4 separate regions of the Homo sapiens genome follow, and regions 1, 2 and 4 are each linked to region 3. A link is a loop called in an ENCODE intact Hi-C map of the cell type or tissue named here. Cell type or tissue: MCF 10A. All regions are shown on one strand. Region 1 has its middle 47 kb from the start of MID1IP1. Region 2 has its middle 33 kb from the start of MID1IP1. Region 3 has its middle 180 kb from the start of LINC01281. Region 4 overlaps TSPAN7 (tetraspanin 7).

Region 1 (2,500 bases), 400 kb after region 3:
CCACATCCTCCTCGATGCCATCACCAGAACAACTGTTTTGAAGTGAAGACCTGTTCTGGTCACCTTCCTGCTTAGAGACTCTCAATGGCTTCCATATTGCCTACAAGATAAAACAAACAGAAAAAAAAAAATCTCCTTAGCACAAGACCCTTCAAGGTCTAACACCTGTGTACTTCACCTTGTTTATCAACCCTCCCTGGCAGGGCCTATACCCTAACCCAGTGGTTCTGACCTTGGGCTTGTATCAGAATCACATAGAGGGCTTGTTAACACAGAGATGGCCAGGTCCCCTCCCCCAGTACTTTTTCATTTCCTAGGTCTGAGGCAAAGCCTAAAATTTGCATTTCTAACAAGTTTCTGGAGATGCTGATACTGCTGGGGAGAGCAACACTCTCACCCTTTAAGGATCACTGCTCTAACCATGGCAGGCTTCCCCAGCCAGAACAGAGTTCTCTGCCTCTGTGCCTTTGCTGTTGATACTCTATGCCAGTAATATCCACCCTCTCTTCATTGCCAGTGGCAAAGTTCGAGAAAACATCCTAGACAAATTATCTTCTTTGGTGGCTACGCACACTGATTCCTGTCTCTTGCTAACAGTTATTCGGCACCTCTGATAATGCAGGCAATATGCTAGATTTGAGTTGCCAAGACAATTCAGAAAGCAATAGAAACCCAGCCCTGAGCTCTTGCTGCGTGGAGCCCAGTCTTAATATGTTGATATACTGTCTGCCCTGGTCAGGATCTTGGGTGGTCCCAAGGCTTGCGAGGAAGAAAGGAGGGGGAAATCAGCAGCTCTCACCACGAGGCTCTGGAGAAAGAATGATTCAGGCGCTGAATGTTAACAGTATTGCTGCATTTGTCTTTTGTCCCCATCTAGAACACAGATTTCTTAAATGTCAGAGTAGAACTCTTTGTGTTATGTGCTGCTTACGATTGCCTTGTACATAAAAGCCGCTTATTTTTGAATGAATGAAATGAACAGCGGTGTGTCCAATTTGTTATTTGCTTCTAAGTTTATTTAAACAGAAGAGGCCATGCCAGATGACATCTGCACCATATACATTTGTCACATTTATGTTAACATGCAGCTTTTGAAAGTACATTTCATACTATCTCTATTATCTTCTGTTATCCTCCCTTTTTTATCTGATCAATTAGATAGTAGCTTTTGACCAGATGGTCATTAGGCAAGAAGACATATATTTACCTACTTGAGAGAGCCTGAAAGACTTGGACAATTCAAAATAGGGCATTTCTAAACAATGATTTTTTTAAAGTAAGTTGTTAACTTCACATAGAACTTTGTTTTCCTAAAATAAATTTAGAAATGAAAAAGAAAAAAAAAGCCCAGTAGATTTGGATTTTTTTGGAAGACTTACACCAGGCTTTTTCAGATCACGACACAGTAACGTAGCACCACTTTGCCATCTAGTGTTGTGGGTCAGTATTACCTGTGGTGGCACCAATAAGCAGTTTTCTTCAGACTTTATTAAAGCGCACAAAGATGCCTACAGGAGTTAAATATATCTTAGAATGCCATGGATCCTATTTCGAAAAAGTCAGTCTTCTTTTCCATTCTTCCCTTCTCAAAGTCTTTGGAAAACAACCAAGCTGAACTGAATTCAGAGCATATTGCAATTTTTGCTCTTAGAAATCCCCCACATGCATCTGCTGGGTGATATCCTTAAACATGGGAGAGGATGGTGGAAGAGGACAGAGCAGCTGCAAGTAGGTCTAAGTTGCTCAGCTGCAGCTGACAGGAGAGCTGAGCACGGCCTTCAAAGTGGACCCTGGTTGATGAGGAAGCCCAGTGTGAAGATTACACAGGTAGTATCCGGAGCATTCTACCAGTGTTCAAATCCTCGTTCTGCCATAGTACTAGCTGTGGGAACTTGGGCAAGTTCATTTAGCCTCTCTGTACTTTAATTCCCTCACTTGCAAAATGGGGATGTTCTCCATTCGTATGGCTGTTAGTATTAAATGAGTTCCTATGTATTAAGCCTACGTGCTGTATATTGACTGTACAATCTTTGTTAGAATGGCTGGTCTATAACTTACTACTTGTGTAATTTTAAGCAATTTTCTTAACATCTTTGAGCCTCAGTTTCCTTATTTGTGGAGACAGATTTATTTTTATTATAAGCAGTAGCATACCTAGCATATTTGACATCCAGAGTAGATTATTTTTACACTCCCTTCCTCATATAACAAAATCATTTTCAGTAACATTCACGAAATGAAAGTAATAATTGTAACAGTCCCAGAGAAACACAGATAGTGAAAATATTTTTTATTAAATTTTCACACCAGGAAAAAAGCAAAACAAAAATAAATATTACAGTACCAAAAAGGAAAAATAAACTGAATTAATATTTTTATTTATAGTAATGTATTTAAAGGAGGGGGAACCCACATGAAGAAACATGTCCAATTCATTGAACACCACAAGATTCCGCGAGTGATGTGCACACCGAATGACAGATTGAAGCATCTCAAGTTC
Region 2 (2,500 bases), 380 kb after region 3:
AAACATCTGACCTTTCAGCCTCTGAAAAAGCCTTTGGAGTTCCAAGGATTTGCTAATATGCACTTAAGAGAATATTTTAGGCTGGACATATCAGATGCTGGACAATAGAGGTTAACTTCCAGAAAAGGAATTTCTTCCACGCCCTGTCCGACACATGAACCTCAACCGTATGTGGCTCTGGGGAGAGAAAAAGGGTTACTTAACGTCAGATCCAACATTTTCCTGCAGTCACTGACAGATTCTGATAAGTCACATCCTGAGTGTGTTTAGTGCTGTCATGTTGCTCCTTTCTCCAAGGAAGCTAAGGACCAATGCATCCACCGAGTGCTCAGCAGATCATGGGAGGGAAGCATCTGTTATAGAGACACAACAGTGAGATGGTTTGGAATCGCTCCCATTGTTAATTTTCATTGTATCTAGGGTTAACCCCAGATAACCCTCTCATTAAGGACAGGTGCTTGCCTGATCTCTGGTTCATTGATTGAAAGTCATTTTGTACTGCTGCTGCAAGGGGAATATATACATGTTTGAAATTGTTCACTTCATTATCTTATGTCTCAGTTGTTTCACCTGAAAAGCTAAAAGAATAATAAGAAGAATATCCAGGACAAAGTGGCTGTAAAAAAGTAATGAATACAAATATTTAATAAGCACTTTAGGTAATAATAATAAAAATAATAATACTTCACATGTGTAGAATAATTTATACTAGGTAATGCTTTGTAAATCACTTTGCATACATTATATAGGACATTTAAATCTCAAAGCTAACCTACAAAGTGTACAAATACTGTATAAATGATAACTAATACCAAGAGCAAATTAGTTTAAAAATTAACTTTACAGATGACGTTATTTTAGATGAATGGAAAATCATTCTTTTAGTAATTTAACATTGGCACCAACACCCCAGAAAGATCAACGATTTGACCACGGCTTTAAAGTTGTCTTCATTGTTAATTTCCATAAAAACCTTAACATTGTCTAATTATAGGGTTCTGCATTCATTGATCTCACTAATTCAACTGTTTTATCTGAGTGCCTCTCCTGAATTGATAAATCTAAATTGCACATTTTCTAAACTGCTAAGCTCAGGAGAAATCTTGAAGGTGGCCCAGATGGCTGTTGGAGTCTTTTGCACCCATCTAGCACCATCTACTGTAATTTTGCAATATTGGATTTATTGTCCTTTTCTCAAACTCATGATGTTCCAGTTCCTTTACACTCTGTCCTGGCATTACTCAGTTCACCAAAGGATTAAATGCATGGTTAAATTGAAAACTAAGCGATTTTTGTAGCAAAACATACTGAAGAGGCATTTAAACTTTGTGTTACCATTCGATTTTATCATCAAGGAATAGGTTTCTCAGATAGCCTGGATCATCTTGAAGTCTGTTGTTGCATAAGCTATATTTTTGCTAGAAATCCTTCTAAAGGGAATGAGTAGTTACATATGAAAAAACTATAAAGACTCTGCAATTGCTTTGTCCCAGAAGAATGTATATTCACATGATTCACACAACTTATCGTTTTAACATTTGTCTGCCTCCCTGGAAGTAATAGGACATAAAGAGAATGAAATCAATATTCTTTTCTACTTGCCTAGCACAAATTCATACTTACTTGGGGTCGATAGTCCTTTTTGAGGGTTTTATGTAATGTTCAAAAATACCTCTGCACGAGGTAGGGAGAGGCCAGAAGATGGAACGATGAGGGAAACATACAGTTAGCTGTGGTCATTACCAAGGTCCTGTCTTTTGTTTGGGGCTGTGGATTTGCAGTTGCCTATTACAGTATTCAAACTAACCAAATAAATAGAACGAAAAATTAAAGTAGGTCATAAATAGACCAGTGATGGAGTTAATCATGGACCAACTCCTTACTCCTGCTAAATGCTAAAAGAAAAAAAAATCCAGAGAAACTACTCCTACTTTGATTTGAATATTGGAAACTGAAGACTTTCAGCCTAGTGAGTTTTGCCAACTGAGGCAACAATCCAAGTTGGATCCTCAAGGCTAGTTAGGGGATGCCTACCTAGTTTCCTGATCTCCAAAGGAGTTTCCTGGTCACAAGTCTCTCTGTAGGCTACTCTATCTTTACGTGTTACTGTGACGCTGATTGGCCTAAAGTGCAGCACTCCTCTCATCAGGAGACGATACATGCATCAAGAGACAGGTACAAGAAGGCAACACTATTCATGGTAGCCCCAAACTAGAAACAATCCCAATATCTGCCAACAGTAGAATGGATCAATGTGGTATATTCACAAAAAGGAATACTCTACAGCAGGGATGTCCAATCTTTTGGCTTCCCTTGGCCACATTGGAAGAAAAAGGATTGTCTTGGGCCACACATAAAATATACTAACAATAGCTGATGAGCTGAAAGAAAATCTCAAAAGAATCTCATGTTTTAAGAAAGTTTACGAATTTGTGTTGGGCCACATTAAAAGCCATCCTGGGCCATATGTGGCCCATGGGCTGCGGGTTGAACAAACTTG
Region 3 (2,500 bases):
TCTCAACTGCCTTTCAAGTTTCAAATCAATCCAGGTCTGCAAAAGCACAAAGCTTTTTCTAAAGGGGGAAGTGTGAGGATGGGGGAAGTTGATGGCACACAATCTACCTGTCTCCATTTTAGTTTGGCTATCCTAAATAACAAAAGGGCTGCTTTCTGAAATCCACATTCTTGTTTGTCAGTTTCCATCCTTGGGCAATTATTTCACACTGAAAATGAGAAGGTGATAATCTAAAGTATTCGCAGCCAGTCTTGCCTACAGAGGTGTGAGCAAGGAGGAAGATAGCATGTTATGATTAGAGAGGGAAGAAACAAACCCCAGTGATTGCAATGCGTAAGAAGGGGTTAGTCTCATTATTCTAATGCATAGTTTTCTGCATCCATAGAAATATTTCATTCCAACAAGTTAATTCCTTTAAGTGGCGAGCGCTGAGTGTGGCAGACACGATTATCTTCCTTAGGTTTCTTACCACTTTCTCCCCATCCGGCTGGGGGAAGGACTTCTGCAGCTCACCTCATGCAATTAGAAACAGCCCCACAGGGCAGAGGTGCAGCCTGCGTTCTGAGATACTCTTCTGCTGCTGAAATAAAAACAGCCTTTGAGAATATTCTCCTGCCAAAATCATTTTAGCATTTCACTGTCACACAGCAGGAGGCCCAGAGAGAGAGAGAGAGAGAGAGAGAGAAAGAGAGAGTGAGAGAGAAAGAGAGCGCACATCCTTTCTGCGCACAACCGGCAAGACCTCATGAGTCTTTCCTGTGTACAAGGAAATTAATTAATTTCCTTTCTTATTTTTGTAAAAAGGGGCCATAAAAACATAGTTCAAGATGTTACATTTTCATAAGGAAGAAGTCTCAATTGTAAATGAGTTCCTCATTAAGACAAGGCTGTAATTAGATTGCCCGTAGTGATGATGAATGGGGAGGTTGAAGGGTCTTCGCTTTTTTCTGGGGAAAGAAACATCCTCGAAGGCGGAGGCAAGGGCTGCCTCGGGCGGCCACTCTGGTGCCAGTGCCAAAGACTGTTCTCTCTCATGAAGCTGAAAGAAGAAAGTGTTTCTAAACCTAGGGAAGAATAACAACAGGAAAGGCAATTTAGAGGGTGAGCCAAGGTGGTTTCCTAAACAGAGGCCAGCGTGCCAACAGGGGGCGCTGTACCTCTCCCTAGCTGACTGATCCCCAGTGCTTTTTGCACAATCTCTTTCAACTTGGGTATAGTTTCTCTCTTGCAGTTACTGAAAAGAGGCGAGAACTTGGCAGTTCCTACTGCCCCTTCATAAATGCCTCATTTATTTTTATTTCTACATTCCTGTTATGGGCAGAATTGTATATTGTGTACCCCTAAGCTTCATATGCTGAAACCCTAACCCCCAGTACTTGTACCTCAGAATGTGACTGTATTTGCAGATAGGGTCTTTTTTAAAGAGGTAATTAAATTCATATGAGGCCGTTATGGTTGGCTTAATCCAAGGTTGGCAAGAGGTGTCCTTATAAGAGGAGAGGATTTGGACACACAGAGAGACACCAGGGGTGTGCATGCACAGAGGAAAGACCATGTGGGGACACAGGGAGAAGGTGGCCATCTGCAAGCCAAGGAGAGAGGCCTCAGGTGGAATCAAACCTGCTGACACCTTGATTTTGGACTTTTAGCTTCCAGAACTGTGGGAAAATGCATTTCTCTGTTTCAACCACCCAGACTGTGGTATTTCGTTATGTTAGCCCAAGCTAACTAATACGATAGCAGAGTAGTTTTTTCAAAATATGGTCTGTGGATCACTTTCATCAGAAAGTGATGAGTGGATTAAAGTACAGGTTCCCATCCTGGGATTTAAATCTCTAGGGTCCAGGAATCTGCAGTCTTTCACAAGCACCTCAGGTCATTTTGGTGCACACTGAAAATGGGAAGTTCCTGCAGCATGAATTTGCTGAGAGAAAGGTCACCTCCATGGTGATCTGAAGGAGCTGCCCGAAGGCCACACTGCCTGAAACCCCACCATTAGGAAGGCATTCTTTGAAGTTAAACATTGCCCTCTCCCTGGTGGATCTCTTTTCAGTGCAAATAGCTCCTGGACGGAGGTGACAAATTAAGTCAATAACTTTTGAGTATGAATTCATTTATCAGCTGAATTCCTGTGTGATTGGAAGGATGCCAAACCTCAGAAAAACCTGAAAGTGGGAAGGCATAGGGGGGCTGGCTGAGAGATAGTGGGGTGGTCCACACTGGAAGAAGGTGCCACCTTGACAATCTTGCTCCAGACTAGCCCCAGTGAAAGCAAGGTAGTCCCTAGATGGGCAGCTTAAAAGCACACAGTTCACTGCTCTCTGACAGGAAGAGAAACAAAGGGATGGTATCTAGGCTTTGGGGACAAGACAGCCAACTCTTGGATATCTACTGTTTTCTTGTCTGCTTCTTGGAAGCTGAGGGCAAAATCAGGCCTACTTCTTTCCCTTCCTGAGAGTTAAGTGTGTAGGGATCAGCTGAGGTGATAGAAGAGGGGTGA
Region 4 (2,500 bases), 490 kb after region 3:
TTTATTTTCCCCAATAAACGTGCCCCTTACACAATCCCATATGCAATTATTGTGTTAATTAGAAGTCAAGCCAACAATAAAGAACTTCTTTTTTAAAAAGCAGTTTACAAAGCACATCATACGACAGGTCTGAGAGCCTTCCCCCAGCTGCTGCCTGACACCAAGCTGGGTATAACCCCATGAAGAATGACAGCTGCCCTCTTTGATGGCATGTGTGTACACAGTATATTTTATGGACATCCTGCACAATGTTTTCAGGAACACAGTGATTCCCTTTGACTATTATTGCAGAAATTTCCACAAAAACAAAATATTCCAAATATTTTTGAATCCCTATTGATGTGTTGTCTTAATATTTTATTCAATATAAAACAACAGAAGAATCTGCATAGTTCCTGGAATTAGCTGTAATGCGATTTGCCAAATCCCACTGATCAGTCCAAAGGAAATCCCTATAGCATGTCTAAACTAGAACCCTGCATCAATCAGGCCTTTACTTTATGGGATAGATTCCAGGGTGCATACTATGCCTAACACCCCACCCCCTGCAGGCCACACGCCCTGGCAGCTTTAGCTGCTAAAGCCACTGGGGTTGCTTTATGTCTCTAACCATCTCCCAAGCTGGTCTTTCAGGTCACCAATAGCTTAGCAACTCAAACTGACAGCCTTGTAACTGCTACCACTTCTGATACCGCATGAAGCTTGAAAGAAACCTGGGTGTCCAAGAAAGACCATCTCCAGTTTGGCCCCACCCTAGAGCCTAATGTCTCATACCAAATGCCTTGGATCCCTGTCTAGTTTGCTCACTCAAGTGAGGAGTCAAGGTGAGAAAACTGGAGAGAATTGGCATGATACAAATCCATACCCACCTTGCCAAGGTTTCCCTTGTCAATCAATACACAGTTCCTAATATCTGTGACCACCACCAAATATATGCTATACCATGAACCAAATGGCTGGGCCAGTGAAGATGCTTAGACCTCTCTCCTTTATACTCTGAAAATACTTTCTGTAATTTGGAACCATCAAGCTCCATTATCAGATTTTTGTGTGTGTGTGCAGGACGAAGAATGGTCCCTGTACTTTTCACTGCATAAGGTAAGTGTGAGCTTTACCTGTATGGGGGGAGAGGTCAGTAAAAACAACTAGAGTTTGGTGACACTTCCCCACCCTGGCAGCCTGTCTACTTTGTAGAACCTTCACCATGAAAGACAGAATTAAAGGTTTTAAATCAGAAAAAGATTGAGGAACTAGTGCTAGTTTTATTAGGCAAAGATAAACAATCGTGATGCAGTGTTGCGGTGAAAGTGTTTGACACTAATATTTGGGAGAAAGTGGCCCCGTGGAGGTTGACTGCCTTTCAAAAATTCCAATGGAGATGGCCTAGCAAATTAAATCCAAGAAAACCAAGAACACAGATGTTGCCAAGAGTTCTAAGTCCTCTGCTGACACCCGGTGGTTGTTTAAAAAAGTACTTTCCTTGAGCAGCCTCTTCTGCCATACTCCCCAACACGGAAACATAAAATGCCTTTTACCTGCTAAAATCAAATTTTAAGAATCAACTGTCAAGTCATTAGGGGTAAAAATGCAATGGACACTATGTAGAAAAGGACAGTGCCTGTGCCATCTTTTACTAATGCCTAGCACAGTGCCAGGCACAGAGTAAATGCTTACTATTCCATTGAGAAAAAAAATATATTTTTTTCATTTCTCTGGGTCTTAGAACCTGTATTTTATAAAACAGAGCTTATCAGATACCACATACGTACACAACTTCTACATCTGGTAAATACTGCGAGGTGATTTAAAATGGGACCAAAGAGAAATTTCCCCCATACTTTCCACTGTAGCATTATCAGCCTAAGCTGTAAACATCACAATGTAAATGTATTGAACAAAAGCAAAAATTCAGTTAAGCTAGTCGGTGTTTAGGCTGAATATATGCCTCATTCGGAAACTTGTGACTTCATGGTATTGCTCCCAAAGATACACGAACACTTCAAATACAAACTGAGCAGCTGCATTCCGTGAACTGCTATTGCTGGTCCTTATTGGAATGTGATTGCTTTAATGAAAATGTATACTGCTAATCAAGTATGAGAGTCTGATAACTTACATTTCTGTGACCAGTGATTTCATGAAGTTCAGTTACTACCAGAACAAATCTTACATGCAGTATGTCAAAGTTAACACAAATCCTGATTTTAAGGCAAACAGTACCAAGATCATTTTAATGCCTTTTCTTTCATAACATAATTTATCCTAATGCAATCATTGCTTTGTATATGAACCCTCTCCTCATGTAAGTGCAAAACCTATACCAGTTTGTTAAAATGGTCATAAAATGTAAATTACACAAATACTCCATTTTCAGAAAAAGACTTTTTAATTTCAATAGGTTTTTGGGGAACAAGTGGTGTTTGGTTAGATGAATAAATTCTTTAGCGGTGATTTCTGAGATTTTGGTGCACTCATCACCTGAGCAGTGTACACTGTACCC

Evidence for each region. A loop is a pair of places that touch in the nucleus more often than their neighbours do. Peaks named below come from ENCODE experiments on the same cell type or tissue, not always from the same donor. Only the 100,000 strongest peaks of a DNase experiment are listed, where the experiment ranks them.
Region 1: it touches region 3 in a loop (17-fold over the local background); 67 of 110 quality-filtered maps call a loop at or near these places.
Region 2: a loop joins it to region 3, with 25 times the contacts of the local background. A loop is called at or near these places in 73 of 110 quality-filtered maps.
Region 4: a loop joins it to region 3, with 9 times the contacts of the local background. A loop is called at or near these places in 10 of 110 quality-filtered maps.

The regions. Positions count from the first base shown.
Region 1 is chrX:38,753,232-38,755,731 of GRCh38, reverse strand. No RefSeq gene overlaps it. Among named protein-coding and RNA genes, the nearest start is that of MID1IP1, 47 kb to the left of the region's middle. In MCF 10A, a CTCF peak has its summit at 1,436; a DNase peak (open chromatin) is centred at 1,421.
Region 2 is chrX:38,766,920-38,769,419 of GRCh38, reverse strand. No RefSeq gene overlaps it. Among named protein-coding and RNA genes, the nearest start is that of MID1IP1, 33 kb to the left of the region's middle. In MCF 10A, a CTCF peak has its summit at 1,151; no DNase peak of the experiment used is centred here.
Region 3 is chrX:39,148,580-39,151,079 of GRCh38, reverse strand. No RefSeq gene overlaps it. Among named protein-coding and RNA genes, the nearest start is that of LINC01281, 180 kb to the left of the region's middle. In MCF 10A, a CTCF peak has its summit at 1,152 (motif pointing right); a DNase peak (open chromatin) is centred at 1,159.
Region 4 is chrX:38,663,442-38,665,941 of GRCh38, reverse strand. The region is part of intron 1 of TSPAN7 (tetraspanin 7); the gene reads right to left. Among named protein-coding and RNA genes, the nearest start is that of TSPAN7, 100 kb to the right of the region's middle. In MCF 10A, a CTCF peak has its summit at 1,442 (motif pointing left); a DNase peak (open chromatin) is centred at 1,441.